5 separate regions of the Mus musculus genome follow, and regions 1, 2, 3 and 5 are each linked to region 4. A link is a loop called in an ENCODE intact Hi-C map of the cell type or tissue named here. Cell type or tissue: heart. All regions are shown on one strand. Each heading gives the region's core, and the rest is flanking DNA. Links, peaks and the distances in the headings are about the cores only. Region 1 holds the start of Afap1l2 (actin filament associated protein 1-like 2). Region 2 overlaps Ablim1 (actin-binding LIM protein 1). Region 3 overlaps B230217O12Rik (RIKEN cDNA B230217O12 gene). Region 4 overlaps Afap1l2 (actin filament associated protein 1-like 2). Region 5 overlaps B230217O12Rik (RIKEN cDNA B230217O12 gene).

Region 1 (4,315 bases), core at 168-4,167, 88 kb after region 4:
CAGAAAAATTAGCAGATATGAGCAGCATGACATCAGTGAGATTTGAAGTCCTGTTTCCCCAGAGTGGAGCTGAAGAACATCCCATGTATTCTCTTTTACAGTCCAGGCAATTCTCAAGTCAGCACACTCATTGATCTCTAAGACATTGATCTCTAAGACATAGATCTATTTCCAAAACACAAACGCTCTGACCTGAAACCAAGTTCCCTTCAGTTAGCTGGAAGTCCCTAACTCATCCCAGTAGAGAATGAGATTTTCAGCTCCCAGGAGAGAAAGATAAACTAAGCAGATTTTACCCAGTAAAGAACTAATTCAAAAACTACACCAAAAAAACCTGCTCACAAATCCTAGATGCACAGCTGCCCACTTGTTGCCTGGTCTCTAACTTGAACCAGTTTGCTGCTTGGGCAAAGAAGCTTGCAATTTGGATCTTCTATTTGGGGCCAACATCTGCTTCAATGTCACAATCCAAGGAGCTGAAGCGACCTTGGAAGTCGGGATTTCCAGTGAGGAGACGCCCAAGGCCCCAATCGGCTCCCCCTCCTCGCCCCCAGGTTCCCTCCCTAAGTGGGGAGCAGCAAGAGCCGCCTCTCTTCTACCAAGAGAGGGGCTGTGGCCGCCAATATTCGAGACTGCATGAGGGCAACTTCAGCCTTTCCCTCACAAACTGACCAGATTCCATCAGAACTAAGACAAGACCTCCCGGATAGACGGGGGAGAGAGGCTAAGTGATTTCTCCTGGCGCTCCTCCCCTACCCCGCTGACTCCAGAGCCCTGACCCTGCATTCACAGGTGAGTCACTAAAAAGACTACGTTAGGAAACTAAAGCCTGCCCGCACAGTTCCCTTATGTGAGTTCCATAAATAAGAAACCATAGAGGGAGATCGAGATTCCTTGGCAACCTGAGCGTTTGCCTTATTACCCTCCCATGGGAAAATAAGTGCAGAGGCAGAATTTCCCCTTGCAGGCTTAACTTAGACAACCCCTAAAAAGAGCGAGTACAAGACCCTTTTCCCAGAGGGAGGCATGTAGGGGCGCACCGACGCATCTGCCTCAGGGGCAGCACCTTGAACCCCCTTTTCAAAGGACCTACTATCTGAGGTTTCTGGATTCCAGCCCTGGGGCTCCAAAACCCTTCGGGCATATCCGGACCGGCCCTCCCACCATGGTTTGGCCAAGATCCCTGGCCAGAGCCAAATCCAAGCTCGCTCAGCTGCCAGGACGCCTACGGGCGCTCCACCTGCTGGGCAGTCCACTGGGCTCCTAACTCACACCCCCCCCACGCAGCTTTGGGGTGCAGGATCCGCAAAGGGCATGGCGAGGCAGGTTACAAAGTGGTAGAGAGACGGACCTTGTCAAGAACAGAATAGCACGCCACCCCACCACATTAGGAGTTTTTTCTGCTACCGGACAAGACTTTTCCGGGAATCTGCAAGAAGCCCCTCAACAAGGCAGCATCCATAGAAAGAGCCCTACAACTCGCCCCTTTGCCCCCAGCAGCCCCTTACTGTTGAGACCTTACTAGGGCCCCCCTCGACTGTAGACATCTTTTCCCCAAGGCAAACTGAAACTGGGGGTGACGGGATGGCTCAGGACACACCCTCGGTTCTCCAACAGGTGAGAAGCCTCACTTTGACCTCCAAGCAGAGACCTCTGCCCCAGGGGCCCAGGAGTATCAAATAGCACGGACGGCATTCTACGCCCAGAAGCCCACCGCCCTGTTCGTGACTCCTCGGTCGCCCTCTCTAGGGCTGCGGTCCCTTGGGCGTAGACTGTCCGTTCTGGACACCTGAGTCCGGGATACCCGGAGCAAGTAGGTGCGCCCTGCGCCCTCACCTTTGTAGCGCTCCATCCCGGGCACGGTGTGCGCTGCTATCGGCTCCGCGCTGAGTTCTCCGCGCTGGACTCCGCGCTGGGCTCCGCGCCCCCGCTGAGCGCTGGCCCCTCCCAGTGAAGTCACGCTCGCCGCCCGACCTCCCGGAGTGGCCGCCGCGCCCCTAGCCCTCCGATCCTGACTCCACCCGAGCCGCCCTGGACCCCGCCAGGGATCTCCACAGCCGGTCAGGACAATCAGCGCTCTGGTCCTCACGCACCCCGCACTGGGCTCCCCGTCCCGAACGCAGATCACTTCCTCCAAGTTGGCCCGAGGGCGGCGGCGCGAAAGAAAGAGCCTGGGACGTCCTCAAAGCCCGGGGAAGACTCCGGGAACAGCGAGCTCCCGTAGGTCTCCACCAAGATCTGTTTTCTCCAGTGTTGAGACTGCGAACCCAATGCCGGGAGGAGGAGACTGAGGGCCAGCGGGGAGGTGGAGACGGACCTAGAGCGCCTCCTGCTTGATCCATCAAGCCAGTGCGCCCACATCCTGGGCCCTCCTGGATTAGCTCCTTGAATTTAGAAGCCGCTGGGGGCCGGCTTTCAGTCCACCTTGCCTGGCACCTGTACATCGTGCACACTTTAGAGCACAGGAAATGACCTCCTTGTAGCCTGCTGCCTGAGCCCAGATTTTATGGGCGTCTTAGCCTAGGCTTTCCTGAGGAGGATTACAGTGTCTGGAGCCTCCTCAGCAAGCCTGGTCTTCAAGAAAAGATGGCACCTGTCCGAGGTTATTTTCACCTCGGAACACATTTAATCCTTTTCTTTTGATTCCCTCCAATCCTTCCAAATTCCTAAATCCTCTCCAAAGATTATGGGGTTTTTGTTTGTTTTGTTTGTTTGTTTTTGGTTTTTCGAGACAGGGTTTCTCTGTATAGCCCTGGTTGTCCTGGAACTCACTTTGTAGACCAGGCTGGCCTCGAACTCAGAAATCCGCCTGCCTCTGCCTCCCAAGTGCTGCGATTAAAGGCGTGCGCCGCCACGCCCGGCTACGTTTTCTTTTAAACTTTCGGATTTCACTTTTTAAACCATGCTTGGACTCTCGACAAAGGCCCGGAATATACACTTAGGGAAGGTTTGTTGTTTTCCGAGAGCCCCCTTCATGCTTCCTTGGAGCAGCAGAGTCAGCTTTGATCTCTGCAGATCTTCCGCCCAGCGATCTGCACAAACACTTTTCCTAGTTAGAGCAGCAGCTCACGTGAACAGAGCCCTCCTAGCCAGCCAGGAGCCTCGCTCAGGGCTGCAAAACCCCAGCCTTTCAGTTTGCCCATTCACCCTGAGGTAGCAGGTCGCTGTCTGTCTCCTGTAGTATAAACAAGTTTAGGGGGAAGGGGGTGGACAAAGTCACATGGGAGGAGCCCTAGGGATGCCTACTTCCAAGTCTTATGTGTGTAGGTCAGAGACCTCCACATGCCACATGCACATGAACACACATGCAAGTACACACACACACACACACACACACACACACACACACACACACACACAGTTGGCAGCAAGAATGGGCATCTCCCAAGAGAATCAGGGTAGGAAGAGGTATTCCGCTGGCCTCCTGTACAGTAGCCCTCAAACAGTCGAGCAGCTGTGTTTCTGCCTTAGTGTTCTCATTCCTACCCCTTTCTTCCTCTTGCAAATGGCCCAGCAGGGCACACACCCTCCGTTCTGTGGTGGTTCCAGACTACTCTCAGTGGAGCCCTGGGTTTTCTTTGAAATGCTCAGTATTGGAAAAGAAGCCTCAAGTCTGTGGTCACTGGTCACTTTTGGCCAGACTCCTGCCCTGCCTGCTGAAGCTGAGTGAGCAGGTCAGGCCCCACTCAGCAGGGCTTCCGAGCTAACCTTCACACTGAAGGCTGAAGAAAGCTTGGCCCTGGCTGACACCCCTAGGGTTAAAGGGTCTCCACTCTACAAACGAGCACACAAAGAAGTGAGACTTGTGTAATTTTACAGAGTCAGGACACAAACCAGGCAGAGCCCAGGTTTCCTGACTCCAAATCCTACTTCCCTCACAGCCTTTACCTCAGGCTTTCCTGTGACATTAACTGGGCAGTGCTGTTCCCCCAAATCCTCTGACACCTGTTTCTGCCCTTCAAGAAAGCATGGCACCCCCTTCTAGGCCAGCAAGGCTCTCGTCCGTGTCTTGCCAAGTTCATTAACCCTTCCTTGTCTCCAAACTGGTTATAGCTTCCCTGAATCCTCTCCAGACATACAAAATATTAAAAATGCAGTTCAAGTCGATCTAAACCTGCAATTCACAACCCTTTTCCAGAACAAAACTGAAATGGCAGAACTACCAAGAGGAACTCCAGGCAGCCAGCCCTCCCTGTGGTCTCCTGGGTGTTGTTGAACCTCTCTGCCCTTGGCAACTTTGTAACTTTCACAAAGGAAAGGCACTGAGTTTCTGTCAGACACCTGGAACCAAGAACAGTGCTGAATCCTATATCAA
Region 2 (4,315 bases), core at 168-4,167, 220 kb after region 4:
AATGTGCTCTGGCATGCTCGAGGGAGGGGGGCGACCCTGGAAAGCAGAGCGGGTACCCCAGCCTTTCTGCAGAGCCGGTACCCCAGCCCTTCTGACCCAGACTTACTTGCTGATGTACTCGCCGGTGAGGACCTTCCCACAGGACTTGCACTTGAAGCAGCCCAAATGCCACTGCTTGTCCAGAGCTAGCAGCGCCTGTCCGTTCTTAATGTCCCTTCCACAGCCGGCGCAGTCTGGAAGAGAGCAGCAGCCCACGGTTACTGCCATTTCCCTGGAAAAACCTGAGGAGGAGCGGTCCCCGGGACCCACGGTGCGGCTCTTGACTAAGGTCTCATTTCCCTATATAAGATCTTCTCCACTAAATCCCTCAGGACCTGTCCTCACGTGGCCAGGCAGCTGCTCAGACCTCAGTGGATCTCAGCAGATGATGAATGTCCTTCATCTCCTAGCTGGCTCCTCAGGAGTTAGGCACCCTTTGGGGTCCAGTTGGCCTAGAGACTATTTAATTATGGCATCTTGGCTAGGACGTTAAGCAAGCACTCGCAGGCTTTTATTTAATTGAGGACACATGTGAAGCCGATAAGCACACGTACTGGGAGCCCCTCCCCCCTCATCTCTGTGGGTGGTTTTAGGAGCACTGTCCGTCATTCTCAAATCTGTAATGAAATTCTACTTCCTTATCTACCCAAGCCAGCCTTTCCACTATTGGTTAAATGACTTAATTCCTTAGCTTTCATCTGTCCTTGACAGATTCCTGGAAGGCACGAGTGTTAGTTACTTCTCTCGGTGCTGTGACAAGAAGCCCAGGAAATGGCAGCTCACAAGAGCAAGGCTTAATCCTGAGTCTTGCGCGCGCTCAACAGGCCAGGAAGAACGACGCTGCTACAGGATCCTTCTGCACACGTTTATTCAGTCCTGTTTCTTCTTTCTCCATATATCTCCCCTGTTTATATCTCCCTTGTTTATATATCTCCCTTGTTTATATCTCCCCTGTTTATATCTCCCTTGTTTTTATATCTCCCTTGTTTTTATATCTCCCCCACTAATAGTAATCCTCTCTCGAATAATAATCCTCCCTCTAACCCGGGCCTCTCACTCTTATATACTCTCAGTTCCCATCCACGCACAGCAGGCCACGCCCCCTCGCCAGGCACGCAGCTTCAGCTAATCAGTGCAGCAGGGGCAAATCTCCACCAAATTGGATTCACCTGAATCCTGGTACACCTGCGCAGCACTCAAGATGTTTGTGTCTTATATGAGGAAGTCAGGTGCAAGTCATATGACTTAGCTGCAGTCCCTGGCGCCTTTGGGACTGCCGCCACACCCGCTCCCCACACCTGAGGGTGTGGTAACTGGTCACACTGCATGGCAGTCAGGGGGCAGAGAGAGATGGAGGCTCAGCTCACTGACTTCTTATGTTACTTAGGGACCCAGGCGACGAACTAGGGAGGGTCTTCACACCTTTGTCAACCCAATCTAGAGAGTCCCTCATAGTCATGCCCAGAGTTGTGTCTTCCTGTGGGTTCTAGATCCTGTCAAGCTGTCAATCAATGCTGACCATCACAATGTAGCAGACTATGGACGCCGGAGTTAGCTGGCCTGGTCCTGCACCACGATTTTGCCTGTCAAAGTAGCCCTTGAGTAATACTTGCTGTTTCTAAAGGTGCTGAGATCATGTGGATTATAGCACACGCCATGGGGTCAGGGAAGCAGAATACATGTGTGTTAACGCAGAGACACATAAAAGCGGGGAGTTCACTGAAATTAACATCAACCCTACAACCATTCAAAATCCCTGTGTCTGAGGAAACAAGAGCAAACGCCACCAGCCGGCAGTGGCCACTGCGCCCTAACAAACAAGGCTAACAGAAAAGAGCAGCATCCAGGCAAGGCCACTCAGCGGCCATGTTTAGACTAAGACAGACACAGTGTCCCACGTACAAAGTGACAGGACAGCCCCCTCTTCTGGCCACATTTGTAACTGTCTCTTTGGAAAGGGCACTTCTAGACCAGCTTCTCTTCTCGTACCAGACCTGAGTCACCAACCTGTCCCGCTGGAGTGACCCAGCACAAACCTCAACCTTGAACACACTCTGAAAATCCATCCAGAGATGGCTGTGGCTCCTCTCTGCCTCAGCATCTTAACATAGCCTGTTTCTTTTGTTCTTGGGCATCTTGGTCAGCAGCTGTTAACTTGGCTTTAGACCCAACAACTCATGCCCAAAATTTTACTGTAGAAATACATTTGCAACAACCCCCCCCCCCCACCGTGTGTGTGTGCGTTCTAACTAAATGTACTTTAAAAAGAACACTGGTGTTCTCCTCCCAGAATAGAATGTTTCTGGAGAAACCCAGAAGAAACCCTTAAGAAACCGGCCCCCTGTGGAGGAGGGCTTTATCTGTCTCTTCACATGATCCAGTTGTTTGATTTTTTTTTAAAACCACTAGAATGTGAAAAATCAAAAATATGTATCCAAAGAGTTAAAAATATAAGTTCTGAGTAGTAGGGTGAGAATGTCCTTATTTAGAGATTTTTGTTTTACTTCTGTGCATGTGAGTACCTAGCTGAGTTTATGTGTACCATGTATGTACAGGTACATGTGGGGCCCATGGTATCCCCTGGACCTGGAGTTCCTCATACAGGTACTGAGAACCAAACCTGAGTCCTTTGCAAGATCCTTATGTGGTTCTAATCCTGAGCCATCTCGCTAGCCACTGGATAAGAATTTGTATGGGCCATTCTAAGCTGTGAGAAAAGACAGTCCTAAAGTTAATAATAGATGTTTTCTCAAATGCCCGATATGTCATCATAAATATTTAAATCTTACGTGTGGCAATGTTCTATGGAAAGCCACAGCACGCCCTTTAAATCACAGTCTTCAAATGGAAAGGCCACAGTACGGAGGGAGGGTAAGGCTAATGGGCAGTTTTAAAAAGCAGTCGGGGCTGTGGAGATGTCTTGATCAGCATGCCTGCCATGCTAGCATTGGGTCAGAACAACCCTTACAAAAGGCCAGTGTGGGAAGTGTCCATCTATAACCCTGGCTAGGGGGACAGGGAAAGAGACAGACAGACAGACAGATCCCAGGGACTTGCTGGCCAGCCAGTCCATCCAATTGGTAAGCTCCTGGCTCTGCTAGAGATCTGGTCTCAAAACTGTATTTGAGAGCTATAGAGGAAGACACCCAACATTGACCTCTGTGTACACACACACACACATATACAAACTCACACACGTGCACACATATATGTACATCCACACCTACCGCACTCTATAGCGGTCCATCTTAAAAAGGAATATACTCTAAGTTCTAAGTTCACAGGAAAATCGAGAGTGCAGAGATTTCCCACTTCCCACATGCTCAGCCTCCGCCACTCTTGATATCGACCACCGGAGCCTTGCTGACACCCACAGCTGATTAGTGTTTGGAAGGTTTAAAGTGGCGTCAGGGATTATAGTATCACGCTGAATAGCAGGAGAACTTCAGCACTCTGAGTTGAACACACTGAGTTCTACCTACTCAGCCCTCCTTCCCCCAAACCCTGGAAAACTCTGATTTTTTTTTTCCTCTTAAGTCCTTTCCTCAAAAAAAAAAAAAAAAAAAAAAAAAAAAAAAAAAAAAAAAAAAAAAGGAACTTTAATTCAAGTTGAACTGAAAATTTCCATTGTTTCTAATAATTACCACTAGGTGGCAGCAATGGTTTGAAGAAAGACAAATAAGGATTTTTGTTTTGTTTGTTTTGTTTTGTTTTGTTTTGTTTTTCTTTTTGGTTGTTGTTGCAAAATAAATTTCAAAGATGGAGATGGCTGGACTTAGGGAGGCTGTCAGAGTTGCCTGTGGTTCACTGCAGGAAGCCCATCATGTGTGAGCTACTGACAATAATGCCACCTGCTATGATGCATCCCAAGGTTGTGCACAACACAAGACCTGGTAGAGGTGAGCTACCCAATGGCCTCTCTCCTTCCTTGGTTAGGGAGCAGAGCTAAGACTAAACCCTGGGCTTCTTCATCTCAGCTCGAGCTTGCTCTCTCCTGGCCCCTGATGCCCACGCGTCACAGAGCCGGGAAAGAAGTTACTACACAGCCTGGGGGTGGGGGATGGGGAGGGAACATTTTGATCCCCTGCCGGGGGCTGTGCAGACATGTAGCCGGCCATGTAGCCTTCAGTTCTTTGAGTCTGGGGACTCTCTCACAGGTGATGTCTAAAACACTGGGACCCAGCATGCCCTGCCCAGTGTGCCTCCCCTAAAACATAGCAGGTGACCCAGGTGCCTGAGCCCAGCCAGTGAGCAAGAATGAGTGGGAAGCTCAAGA
Region 3 (4,315 bases), core at 143-4,142, 440 kb after region 4:
TGCCAAACCAATTCTGCATCGTGTCAGCATGCAGTTCAGCCCAGAGCTTTTACAAGGCTTGCTGTGAGAGGCAAGGTCCTTCCTTCAAACTCCCTGTTTCCTGTTTCACGGCGGCACCATCTTTCAACACCGGGAGAGGATGCTTTCAGTATTTACTTCCTTTCTTGAAGAATAGGCTTTTAAGCAATTTATTTACTTTTAGGTGTACAAATGTTTTACCTACACGTGTGCCTTTGTACCATGTGCTGGCCTGGTGCCCGAGGAGGCCAGATCTTCTGGAAAGAGAGTTACAGTTGTGAGCCACTGTGTGGGTGCTGAGGGTAAACCTGGGTCCTCTGGCAGAGCAACCAGTACTCTTCCGGGACTTTCCTCCAGCCCTTATTTTATTACGTTGTGCATGTGTGTGTGTGTATGTATGTGTGTGTGTGTGTATGTGTGTGTGTATATGTGTGTGTGTATGTGTGTGTATATGTATGTGTGTGTATGTGTGTATGTGTGTGTGTATATGTATGTGTGTGTGTGTATATGTGTGTATGTGTGTGTGTGTGTGTGTGTGTATGTGTGTGTGCATGCATATGCACACATCTCTGCAGGTGCTAGCAGAGTCCAGAAGGCATCAGTTATCCTGTGCTGGGAGCTACAGGTTTTATTGTAAACGACCGCGTGGCTGTTGAGAACCAAACCTGGGTTCTCCGCAAGAGCAATAATGTGATCTTCAGCACCCACAACCCATCTCTTCAGCAATTGCTGTGTCCCCCCTGAGATGATGAAGAATTAGAGCCCCCCTCACACACACACACACACACCATCTCACCACCTAAGGATCCTTTCACCTTTCCAATATGATAATGCTGTTGGTTGCCGTAAATGAACTAGCACACACGGTACACGTGTAAAGGCTTTGAAAATGCCATGTTTGCACCACATAGGTCGACTGCCGGCTCCTACACTGCATGTTCACTCTTGGTGTTAACAATCTTCTCCCTGCAACCGCCACAACCACCATTACCAAACGTCCCTGTTCTCTAGAAAATCTGCTCAAACACATACATATTCCATTCATCAACATAATCCCCCCACCCCCTGCTGGCCATCTTCTCTGAGAGTTACAAGCTACAACAAACCACTCCCTCCCCAAGCTGGTTTCAGCAAGTGTTTTATCACTGCAACAGAAAGCCTATCTAGGACAGATGGGGCCTTGGGTAGCCCAGACTGGTCTGGAATGCTGGATGCAGCCCCAGCTGGCTTTGAACTCCTGACTCGAGAGCTTCGGGATCATAGATGTATACCACCACACCTGGCTTTTCTCTGGTCTTTAGCAAACAGAGTGGAAAATGTTTCCATCTTATACTAATTTTCAACTTTGTGTCTTACTCTTGCTTCTTTGCTCTCTGATGCTGTTTTAGAAATAGCAGCTCACTCTCGCTATTGATGAAGTATCATCTTTTATCCTTGGAGAACAGCAGTGACAGTGCTTTTCCTTGGGTCTCAGTCTCCATCCGTTCGAAAAACAACTTCATCTCTTCTGATGAAACCATTCCTCACATTTCTGATGGCCCCGTGGTATCTGATCCATTTAGGATCAGAGGCTGAGGGAGCACCCTGTGCATGTGTCGCAAGAGCTCAGGAGCTCTGCAATTGGTTCCCTGTCAGGATCTCTTCAGGTCTTTTCAGATTCTCCACAGGAAACCTATCCTCTCCTACTTCCATCTGGCAGGGTCAGGCTGATATGCCTGCTCTAGGAGACAAGGAGGGTGAGGGCTGTGTCTGTCTCACAGTCTCTTTGGACTTCATTCTTTTCTCTCCATGCTCCTAATATGGTATTTCTAGCCTCTCCTGAGTTAAGTAGATCTTATGCCAGGTCTGCAGAAGCGCAGTGAGCCCCCCCCCCCCCCGAGCAGGGAGGACCCCCCAGATCCCGAACAGACTTCACCTGCCCTGGAACCTGGCTGTGCCATTTGCTCAGGTACCCGTTCTTCTGGTTGCCTTCAGTCAACGCGACAAAACCACAGCTGGAAGCAACTTAACTTGGGGAAAAGGGGTTTGTTTACTTTTGCTTATGATTCCAGAGACTACACAGTCCACCGAGGCGGGAAGGCATAGCAGCAGGGGCTGGGGCCAGCCTAGCAGTCAGGAAGCTGAGTGATCCAAGGGGAACCGGAAGTGGGGCCAAACAATAGCCCTCCAAGCCAGGCTCCCAGCATGCTCTTCTCCAGCAAGCCTCCAGCTCCTAAAGGTTCTACAACGTCCCCGAACAGCGCCACCAGGTGGAACCAAGTGCTCAAACAGCAGTCCACAAGGAACGTTTCAAACCACGCTTTCGGTCTCTAACTCGGGACAAGTTCTTGGAATTGATACCTTTTTTTCATCCCTGCCTTTCTTCACTGGTGCATCACATTAACCCCTCAGCTGCCCTTCTAGCTCTGCTGCCATCTCTTCTCCTGACCAATGTGTTCTTGGGGTTTATAGAGGCAGAATTCGTTTACTCTCAGTTCATCAGGCCTTGTGAGGGGAACGGTGCTACATTTTTTTCCCCCCACATCCTTCTACTGCACCAGAAACCGTCAAACGCTGAAAATATGTATCATCTAGCCGTTCCCGTTTTTCTTGGCTCCTGCCCACTTGGGTGTCAGTTCTCCAGTCTCCCTGTGTTTGGATGTGTGTACGCTTCTTCCAAGTTCACACGTGTGCACATGCCCACAAAAGTCAGACGAGGGTGTTGGTCCCTCTGGAACCAACTGGAGTTGCAGGAGGTTGTGAGCCACCGGGCACAGGTGCCGGGAACTGAACTTGGTACCTTGGAAGAGCGGCAAACGTTCTTAGCCACAAAACAATACTCCAGTCCCGTTTTTATAAAGAACTAAATTTATTATGGGCTTAATAGAATAAATACAGGAGGTTCCAATTGAGGTACTTCAGGCACCTAGGGTGTTTTCAAGGGTAAAGGGAGCCTCCTCTTGGGTTTCCTCAAAGCAGTGGTTGAGGTGAGTCCAACTGCATCAACAACTGCATCCAAGCACTAGGCAGGCTATACATTAGTGCCTCCTCCAGCATTCGGAACGGGAGTAGGAAATCTATCTACTGGCTATACATTAGTGCCTCCTCCAGCATTCGGAACGGGAGTAGGAAATCTACCTACTGGCTTTACATTAGTGCCTCTCCCAGCATTCGGAACGGGAGTAGGAAATCTACCTACTGGCTCAGTTACAGTTCTAGCTAACTTGTGCGTCTTAGAAATTAGGGACCAGGCAGATAAATCATTGAGTATTGATATTAACCCATAGCCAAACATATATTTTATTGTGCTTATAATAAGTATGCAAAGTTAAATATCCATCACACACAACTTGTAGCCCGCCTAAACATCACTCCCTACACAAGTTGTGGCTGCAGGACATTGTGAAAATACAAACTGCCATGTAATTAGCCAGGAAAATTATTATGGTTGATAAACTGACCAAACCTCATAAGTAGTATGAATAATAACAACAAACATTGTGTGCTCTAGGATGGAGCAGGAACAAGGACCTTGAACGTGGCAAGGAACACAGCTCAATGTCCAACAAATAACAGAGGATGTTGCCAGCGTTTTAGTTTACAGAAAGCAAGGCTATGCTTACCTGCTTTTGAGCATAGCAGAAGCAAACAACCAAAGCATGAGAAAGACTCGAGTCTCCCCTTACCTTCTCTCTTGGTTTCCTCTCCTCTTGTGTTGTTACTAATGTTATAACAAGGAGGAGAGCCTGTGATCCCCGGCTTTCTTCACTGCTACATTGGTAACCTCACGGCCCAGAATGGCAGAGCTGGATCCAAACAGGCTTCTCAACCCTGCTCAGAGTTGCGGCGCCCTCTTCTGCCCTCTGCTCAACGAATTATACTATCAATAGGTATTTTTCATCCATGTTAATGAGAAATCTACTTCACCCTAATGCAGAACTCCCCGATCCTTTTCGTGAAATGCTAATACCAGCTTGAAACAAAGTTCTTCAGATTTTCAGAAGTTGCATCAACCATCTTAAAATGGTCAGTGTTTCCTCTACGCCTTGTTTAATACACATTTGCATAGTGTTTTAGGAAGCCTCCAGCCCAGGGCTCATTAACTTGAGGCTTCACTCATCGGTGTTAGGCATCCTGAATATTATTTCCTTTTCCAGAAACACACTGAAACCTTGTAGGCCACCATCCTGCGTTATTTAACCGAACCCTCATCCCACGTGTCCATTTGGCATTTCCGGGTTTTGATAAGGATAAGCTATTTTAGTCTAGCGGGATCTTCCCACCTGCATTGGATGCGGTCGAATCCCTAGCACGTGGA
Region 4 (4,315 bases), core at 115-4,114:
CTTTCAGCATCCACATAGTCGTAGGTGAGCTCTTCCGGGTCAGTCTTGGAGCCCGACTCTGAGAGCAGGAGGCCTAGCCAGTGGCCCATCTCCTCTGAAGACTTGGCCTAGGAGAAGGACATGCAGAGTCTCGAATAAGGAAGGCATGCTATCCTGGCCAATCCCTCCCTCTAGGCCAGGATAGCTCACTCCGGTCCCTGCCATCAAGTATGAGACCTGTTCAGGGCACCCTCAGTTTTACCAGCACATTGTGTCCCCGAGCGAACCTAAATAGCATTTTCTGGCAGTGGCACCTCCTTTTTGTCACCATAGTGACACCTCAGTGACACTCCAGACATCGGTGGGGAGCATCACATGAGACTGTAGACGTGAGTTTCTAGAAGCTAATAGTTACATTCTCAAGGTTTAAAAAAAAAAAAGATTATCAAGAGCTATCGATCAGGAGGTGCTAAAACTGTTGGTTACTGAATAACTGTATACATTGTAGGTAGACTCTTCCATAGACAGTAATTGTCCCTTTTATCATCTTAACCCATGCATGGGAGAGTGCTGAGACACTTCCATGTTCAGGTTTTATTTTATGACACCAATAAAGTTGAAGAATCTGAAAGACCTGATACAAGAGCAAGAAATCCTGATTTACTGAGTCCCAGCAAATCTGGTGTTTCCTTTTGGGGGGGAGGGGTGCATCCCAATCAACTGTAGGCACTGAACGTTTCTATTCAAATGTCAATATTATGTCTTGCCTTTGTGACAAGAAAATAGAATTGTATAAAAGCCATAGGCTTATTTTTATGAGCAAAACTAGCTACCTCTCTGGTCCCAGGCCGCTCAGTCCTACCATCCTTCTGGAGATACAGCTACAAACCAAACTCAACTTTCTGTTGGTGCCGCACTCGTCCTCAGTTTCTTATTGACTGGATTTGGAAATACCTAGGAGACACACCTCTGGGCAGGTTTGGTGTTTGGTTTGTTTGTTTTTTCAAGACAGAGTTCCTCTGTGTAGCCCTGGCTGTCCTGGAACTTACTCTGTAGACCAGGCTGGCCTCAAACTAATAGAGATCCTCCTGTCTCTACCTCCCAAGTGCCAGGATTAAAGGTGTACACCACCACTGCCCAGCCCCTGGGCATGTTCATGAGGATGTTTCCATATAGATTTATATGAAGAGAGGAAAAGCCCCTGGAACCATCCTGACAGACCCCGGGCCTGCGCTGAATGAGAAAGAGCACCAAGCTGAGGCCAGTATGCACCTGTTTTCTGACTGCAGATACAAGGTGTTACCATCATCCTCTGTCGGAGGATGGGCTGTAACTGTTACCATGCCTTCCTCTGTCGGATGATGGGCTGTGTGTATTTCTTAAAGCCAAGGGCCAAGCCAGTTTCTCCTCTGAGTTGTTTTCTGTCAGGCACTTATTCACAGCCACAGGAAAAAGAATACAGATTTCCTTTCTCCTTTGATTTCCAATTGGATTTCTCAGTACTGCTTTTTAGAGACCTCTTCCAGGCCACCGCTCCTACACTGGGCAAGTGCAGCAGCTTCCTGGTGGTCTAGGTCACCTTCACCGTGCCCTAGTCCTTCCCTGAAACTGTAACTAAACAACTAATTGTGTCACCAGATGTCATCACACTGCCAAAATAGAAAATAAGTTCTGTGAAGACAGACACAAGTTCTCTCCCTCATCCAAGGAGTTGGCTAATGCGAAATGAGTGGATGGACCTGTCTGTGTGAGGCCATTGTTGGTGTGGACGGTTTAGTCACTAGGGGGCAGCATTGGAGCGGACTTGGAAGGCCGGTGGCTAAAGTCCTAAGTGGACAGGAGTTAATGGGCAAGTGCTTGCTTGTGTGTAGGACCTCAGCCCCGCCTGTGGGGTTCCTAGCAAGCTTGTATTATGTCATCTCTTGTTTTTGTAACTTTAACAGTGCATGAAACCAAAAGGCAGGGAGAGGCCGAAATGTAATTGTATCGCAGAGCAAGTCCTGATCTCAGATAAATTCCAGCAGCCCTCATTTCTGTGAACCGGGCCTCTGGGTTCTTGTGGCTGGTAACATACACAGTAAATAGCACGCCTTTTGAGTTTCAGACTCTGCTCTGGCACCATGGGGGCTAAAAGTACTCCCGGAGTGCCCTGTACAGAAAGAAGCCTGTGGTCCCACCCCTGTGACAAAGCCACCCATCCTGAGGTCTGAACAAGAATGGACATTTTTTTTAAAAGCATAAACAGCTGTAGATAATGGAGATAAAAGCCACTGGTCCTCTCTTAGTGGGATCGTGGTCCTCAGTACTTCAGTTGACAGCCAAGAGACCGCCCGCCCTTGGCTGTCCGTCCTTCCTGCCTGCCCCACAGTCAGTGTACCTCAAGCTTGGCTAGCTCCTCGCCGTTGTGGAGAATACGGAAGGAATACAGGTGGTCGGGGCTAGGATCTGGAAGCACGTCACAGCCCACCAGGCTGAGGGGCTGCTGGGCCACCTTGCTCCGGTTCCGGTCCTGGTAGAAGTGCAGGTGGCTGTCTCTAACGAAGCACCAGCGTGACTTCCATTGACTGTTCACCAGCACATTCAGGTAGCCTGCAGAAGGACATGCAGACAGGAGGAGGAGGAGGTCACAGGAGACATGCATCCGCAGAGAACAACTCTTCTAACGGGACATTCTTCAGCAGGGATGTGGCTACAGGGGGACCTAGAAGACCACAGGGTCTAGGGGTGGCACTACCACTGGGTCTCTTTGGGTGTCACCCATTTCGGAACCTGTCATATGTCATCGCAGAGATGACATCTGTCAATCTCAGAGTATATTATTTTCTTCCTGGCACTCCAGGGCAGGGCAGTATAGCTATCCCAGTTCTTGGCAAAAGTATGGCTGGAGGAAAGTGGGCTTTGTCCTCTATTAGCCTGGGACTGGTGAGTATTTGTACAGCATACGGGTCCTCTACCAGACCTCACCTCCAGGCCTCTCGGTTCCAGCAGGCAACCCCCTACGTCTGGTCTCAAGTCAAATCTCCTGGCTCTAGAGTCAAACCTGCTGCCTCAAGTTTTCTTACTTCCCTGATACGTGGTCCAGACATTACCCACAACACCCAACCCTCCTCTTTCCTCCTGAGCAGGTGCGTCTATGTCTTCTCTAGCCCTGACTCAGTTTACCTGCTGTTAGAACATGTAGGGCCTACTGCAGCAAAGCTCTGCTTCAGTGCCAACCTCCTCTGCTGGACACATGCCTTTCCAGGACCTAGGACTGGAGCTTTTAGCCTTTTGACTGGGGACCCCATTTCCCCCCTGTAGCACCCAGAAGCTATAGCACCAGGGTATACCCAGGATACATCCTTTCTCATTCACGGATTGTTCAGCTTCTCCACGTTTATTGAACTGCTGCCATATACCAATGGAGCCTTGTCCCCAGGCAACAAAGATGAGCAAAACCTGGCCTCTAGGCTTCCTGCACACCTAGAGGAGATGCGTAATGGGCTGTCTCCTCTCTGAGCCTAACCTTCTCAAATACACAGGCTTATGAAGTAGAGCTGCTCAGTTCTAAGTGATTGGCAGCATCTCTGAGTCCTCGACAGCTAAGCAGGCAGTGAAGCAGATTAGACAGCCCCATACAGAGCTGGTCTCCTGATAGACAGTGGGGCTCACATACATTTCTACACCACATTGAAAAGACATCAAAGCTGAGGATCCAGAGAGCAGAAGCTAAAGTCCAAACAGATGCTCCTGTGCCTATCACAGCCCCAGAGACGTTTAGATCAGGTGAAGTGAGAGCTAAGTCCCTGGGTGTCTGTTCTCACTGTCACAGCCTCCGGGAAGGAGGCTATGCATGAAGATAAAACAGTTCCATGAGCAATCCAGTCACATCCCAGTGTGCACTAGGACCAGTCTCCCAGGCTGTACACTCTGCTTCCTGAGGCGGCAGTGACAGGCAGAAGTAGGCCACACCCTAGCCTGGGAAGCAGAAGGCTCCAAAGAAAAGCCTTGTCTTCTACCCTGCCTTCCTCAAGCAACAGGAGAACCAGGGGCTCAGGAGAGAGCCCGGGAGTGGGGTCGAGAAAAAGGCCCAGAGGTGAGCAAGGTGGAGGTGGGGGTGGCTTCCAGGCCCAGAGAGGATTGCAGCCCAAGGTCCAACCTTGGAATTAAGAGGTTCCATACCAGGATATTTTCTAGGCCTGGCCTGTCTCCCTCCTGACCTCAGTTCCTTCAAGTATGAGTGAGAGGAGGGATGACCAGTGAGAATCTACCCGCACCTACACCTGCCCTCAGAACCTGCTGCCCAGGCTTCCCACCGCCCCCTACCCGGTCTCACCTGTCCCTGTCTCAGAGGTTT
Region 5 (4,315 bases), core at 132-4,131, 420 kb after region 4:
AGCATGGAACAGCAATTTCTTTTCTTTGCCTATGAAAAAAGCAGAACCTGCTAAACGCATGAAACTCAAGAAGAACGAAGACCAAAGTGTGGACACTTTGCCCCTTCTTAGAATTGGGAACAAAACACCCATGGAAGGAGTTACAGAGACAAAATTTGGAGCTGTGATGAAAGGATAGACCATCTAGTGATTGCCATATCCAGGGATCCATCCCATAATCAGCTTCCAAACGCTGACACCATTGCATACACTAGCAAGATTTTGCTGAAAGGACCCAGATGTAGCTGTCTTGTGAGACTATGCTGGGGCCTAGCAAACACAGAAGTGGATGCTCACAGTCAGCTATTGGATGGATCACACGGCCCCCAATGGAGGAGCTAGAGAAAGTACCCAAGGAGCTAAAGGGATCTGCAATTCTATAGGTGGAACAACAATATGAACTAACCAGTACCCCGGAGCTCTTGTCTCTAGCTGCATATGTATCAAAAGATGGCCATCACTGGAAAGAGAGGCCCTTTGGATATACACTGGGACAAGGTGTGTTTTAACAGAACATTGAGAGTTAGGAACCCACTTCAAACTGACTGCTAATCAGCCTTGTGGTTTTGCATAAATGACGACAACTCTTATTTATCCATTGCTGCGTAACAAGTTGCTCCAAATGTAACAGATTAGGACAAGCAGTGTGTATAATCTCCCGATTTCTGTAGGTTGGCTCAGCTGCATCTAAGTTGGTCTCCTCAGGGAGTCTCAAGAGATGCCAAAGGAGCCATGAGATAGCATTCTGTCATCTGAAGGCTGGTTTGGGCTGGAGACTACTGCTAAGGTCCCTCACAAACCCATCAAGAACTTCAGTTCCTTACCCTAGGGGCCTGTCCTTAGACTGCCTTAAGCTGTGGCAGCTGTCTTCTCCCAAAACTGATAACAGAACAACCAGATAGAGCCTGCAACAGCATAGTCCAGTCTTACATGCAATATAGCATCGGTTCTGTTGTGTTCTACCTTCCACAAGCAGATCCTGGTACCCTGTGGGAAGATTGTGAGCATCTGCAGGCAGGGAGCATTGAGGACATCTCAGGGGTTAGCTAATGTCCTTTCTTCCTCAGTTTTCTCTGCTGCAGAGTGAAGTCTGAGTCACGTGACCTTTCTGGTTGGTGCCCTCTCACCCTCCCCCCCGCCATGCCACCACTAGACTCACCTTCCTGCTCTCCTGTAAAGATCCCTATGACTTTTGCCTTTGAGCCCTTTGACTGTACCAACCACAGCCCCCTAAACACTGCCATTTATACACTTCCTGGCCACATCCTTCCGCTAGCTCCCTGACATCCACCTGGCCTACAGCTGCCCTCAGTCCACGTCTATCCTGCCAAGTGCTTCAGAGTCCTTGTGGTCGGTCCTTCCTGCCCCAAAGCTTTCTGTTCCTGACTTCTCTGTCTCTGCCTATTTGCTCCACCTCAGCCCCTGAATTGCTCACCACCAAAATTACTTAACTTTATTAGAGGAAACTCAGTCTCTTGTGCTATCATAAGAACCCTCTGTTCTTCCAATTCTCCGATCAAGTCATCCCAAGAGATGGGTCACCTTGTCGGGATGTCTAGAACACCGTCCCACCGATTTTTTTGTCACGTCCCTCCAGTCTTTACTTTATTTGCACTTCAAATCAGATTTTGTGTGTTTGCATGCATGCATGTGTGTGTGTGCATGTGCTCATGTGTGTGTGTGTTTCTGTGTGTGTATATATATGTGAGTGCATGAATGTGTACATGTGAGTGTGGATGTGTGTGTGCATGTGATCACGTATGTGAATATACTCATGTATATGTGAGCTTCTGTGTGTGTGTGCGTGTGTGTAGGTCAGAGGTCATCCTTGAGGAACTTAAGTCATTCTCAGCCACTGCTTTTGAGGCAGGCAGGCCTCTCACATTGCCTGGGAACCTGCTGCAGTTAGTCTAGCTACAGTGAACTTCAGTGATCCAGTTATTCCCACCTGTCTCCCTCTGCAGCACTGGGATTGTGTGTGACGTCATTGTGCCCAGCTTTTGATGCAGGTCCAGCCCAGGCCTCACTCTTACACTGCCAGCCTTTGAGGACTGAGCCAGCTCCCCAGTCCTCCACCCTCAGATTAGATTTTCAGAGGCCATTGCTTTGGCAGGTCACTGCCTGAACAGTGGCTTAAAAAAAACCCTCACTCTCATGGACAGATTTCAAGTGGCAGGCTTGTGCTTTCTGTTACAGACAAGCAGGTACAGTACTGAAGGCCACTGAAGAAAGTCCCACAACAGTATGGCATGGTCACATGGTCACCTACTTTACTTCTTGTTGAGGTAAAATTCACATGACAAAATGGCTGTTGGAAAGCGAACCAGACTGTGGTGTCAATTCTTGCTCAAAATTACGTAGCTATCATCTCTGTCTGGTTCTGTCCTTCCCCTGTTAGCCTGAATGTCTAGTTGGATATGTTCTCCTCAGCATTGAGTTTATCTGTCATCAACAAGTCAAATACAGAGTAATTACTAGTATTAATTTATATCAGTGTTCAGTTTGGGAATACAGCTCAGTGACTGGTTTCTTACTGAGCTAGCACAAGACTCTCTGTTTGCTTACTGGCACGGCTGAAAAATAGAATAGGACACCACTTATAAACTAGCTGTTGCTTTATGGTCAGATGATCTAGAGCACAAACATCACTCTCTCTTTCTAGAGCATATGACATCACTCTCTCTTTCTAGAGCACATGACATCACTCTCTTTCTAGAGCACATGACATCATTTTCTCTCTAGAGCATATGACATCACTCTCTCTTTCTAGGGCACATGACATCACTCTCTTTCTCTTACACGCATTCTCGCGACCGGCCAGGAAGAACGCAGCAAACCTGAATCTTCTGCGGCAAAAGCTTTATTGCTTACATCTTCAGGAGCAAGAGTGCAAGAGAGCAAGAGCTCCATTGCTTACATCTTTAGGAGCAAGAAGCAAGAGCCAGAGCAAGAGCTCTATTGCTTACATCTTTAGGAGCCAGAGCGCAAGAGCGCAAGAGCAAAAGCAAGAGTGCAAAAGCAAAAGCAAGAGAGCAAAGGGGAGAATGGCGAAACCCCGTCCCTTTTTAAGGAGAATTATTCTCCACCTAGGACGTATTACTCCCTGATTGGCTGCAGCCCATCGGCCGAGTTGTCGTCACGGGGAAGGCAGAGCACATGGGGTGGAAAACTACCCTTGGCACATGCGCAGATTATTTGTTTACCACTTAGAACACAGGATGTCAGCGCCATCTTGCAACGGCGAATGTGAGGGCGGCTTCCTACATCTTTCTAGAGCACATTACATCACTCCCTTTCTAGAGCACATGACATCACTATCTCATCCTAGAGCACACGATATCACTCACTCTTTCCAGGGCACATGACATCACCCTCTTTCTAGAGCATATCATATTACTCTCTCCTTCTAGAGCACATGACATCACTATCTCTTTCTAGAGCACATGACATCACTCGCTATCTAGAGCACATGACATAATTCTCTCTTTCTACAGCATATGGCATCACTCTCTTTCTAGAGCACAGGACATCACTCGAGTTCTAGGGCACATAACATTACTTTCTCTCTAGAGCTCATGACATCACTCTCTCTATCTAGCGCCCATGACATCACTCTATCTAGCACACATGACATCACAATATTTTTCTAGAGCACATGACATCACTCTCTCTTTCTAGAGCCCATGGCCTTACTTGATTTCTAGAGAACATGTCATCACTCTCCACCTAGAGCACATTACATCACTCTCTCTTTCTAGGACACATGACATCACTCTTTCTTTCTAGAGCATATGACATCACTCTCCCTTTCTAGAGCACATGACATCATTCTCTTACTAGACACATGACTTCACTCTTTCTAGAGCACATGACATCACTTTCTCTTTCTAGAGCACATAACATCACTATCTCTTTCTAGAGCCCATGATATCACTCTCTTTTTATAGCACGTGACAGCATTCTCCCTTTCTAGAGCACGTGACATCACTCTTTCTTTCTAGAGCACATGCCATCACTCTCTCTTTCTAGGGCACATGATATCATTCTCTTTCTAGAGCACGTGACATCATTCTCTCTTTCTAGAAAACATGACAGCACTCTCTCATTCTTGAGCACATGATATCACTCTCTCTTTCTAGGGCACATGACATCACTCTCTTTCTAAAGCAAGTGACATCACCCTCTTTCTAGAGCACATGACATCACTCCCTTTCTAGAGCACATGACATCATTTTCTCTCTAGAGCATATGCCATCACTCTCTCCTTCTAGAGCAC

Evidence for each region. Peaks named below come from ENCODE experiments on the same cell type or tissue, not always from the same donor. Only the 100,000 strongest peaks of a DNase experiment are listed, where the experiment ranks them.
Region 1: it touches region 4 in a loop (5-fold over the local background); 21 of 42 quality-filtered maps call a loop at or near these places.
Region 2: a loop joins it to region 4, with 2.7 times the contacts of the local background. A loop is called at or near these places in 18 of 42 quality-filtered maps.
Region 3: a loop joins it to region 4, with 2.8 times the contacts of the local background. A loop is called at or near these places in 3 of 42 quality-filtered maps.
Region 5: a loop joins it to region 4, with 4 times the contacts of the local background. A loop is called at or near these places in 5 of 42 quality-filtered maps.

Annotation. Positions count from the first base shown.
Region 1 is chr19:57,006,315-57,010,629 of GRCm38, forward strand. Afap1l2 (actin filament associated protein 1-like 2) reads right to left here and starts at 2,261. Exons shown (of 19, transcript NM_001177797.1): 1 at 1,837-2,261. The coding sequence starts at 1,852. In heart, for the core only: CTCF peaks have their summits at 1,235 (motif pointing left) and 2,337; DNase peaks (open chromatin) are centred at 1,217, 2,147 and 2,337; H3K4me3 peaks cover 1,477 bases; H3K27ac peaks cover 1,736 bases; H3K27me3 peaks cover 3,214 bases.
Region 2 is chr19:57,134,476-57,138,790 of GRCm38, forward strand. It overlaps Ablim1 (actin-binding LIM protein 1), which reads right to left. Exons shown (of 26, transcript NM_178688.4): 5 at 107-233. Among named protein-coding and RNA genes, the nearest start is that of Ablim1, 79 kb to the right of the region's middle. In heart, for the core only: CTCF peaks have their summits at 1,971 (motif pointing left) and 3,692 (motif pointing right); DNase peaks (open chromatin) are centred at 436, 1,966 and 4,156; H3K27ac peaks cover 654 bases.
Region 3 is chr19:57,356,331-57,360,645 of GRCm38, forward strand. B230217O12Rik (RIKEN cDNA B230217O12 gene) reads right to left here. Exons shown (of 3, transcript NR_040316.1): 1 at 3,684-4,315. Among named protein-coding and RNA genes, the nearest start is that of B230217O12Rik, 2.4 kb to the right of the region's middle. In heart, for the core only: CTCF peaks have their summits at 2,275 (motif pointing right) and 3,840 (motif pointing left); DNase peaks (open chromatin) are centred at 2,201 and 3,042; H3K4me3 peaks cover 1,155 bases; H3K27ac peaks cover 1,520 bases.
Region 4 is chr19:56,918,021-56,922,335 of GRCm38, forward strand. Afap1l2 (actin filament associated protein 1-like 2) reads right to left here. Exons shown (of 19, transcript NM_001177797.1): 11 at 2,357-2,568; 12 at 1-107. Among named protein-coding and RNA genes, the nearest start is that of Vwa2, 46 kb to the left of the region's middle. In heart, for the core only: a CTCF peak has its summit at 1,762 (motif pointing right); DNase peaks (open chromatin) are centred at 1,811, 2,421 and 3,958; H3K27me3 peaks cover 201 bases.
Region 5 is chr19:57,342,761-57,347,075 of GRCm38, forward strand. All of the region lies in intron 1 of B230217O12Rik (RIKEN cDNA B230217O12 gene), which reads right to left. Among named protein-coding and RNA genes, the nearest start is that of B230217O12Rik, 16 kb to the right of the region's middle. In heart, for the core only: no CTCF peak of the experiment used is centred there; a DNase peak (open chromatin) is centred at 2,111.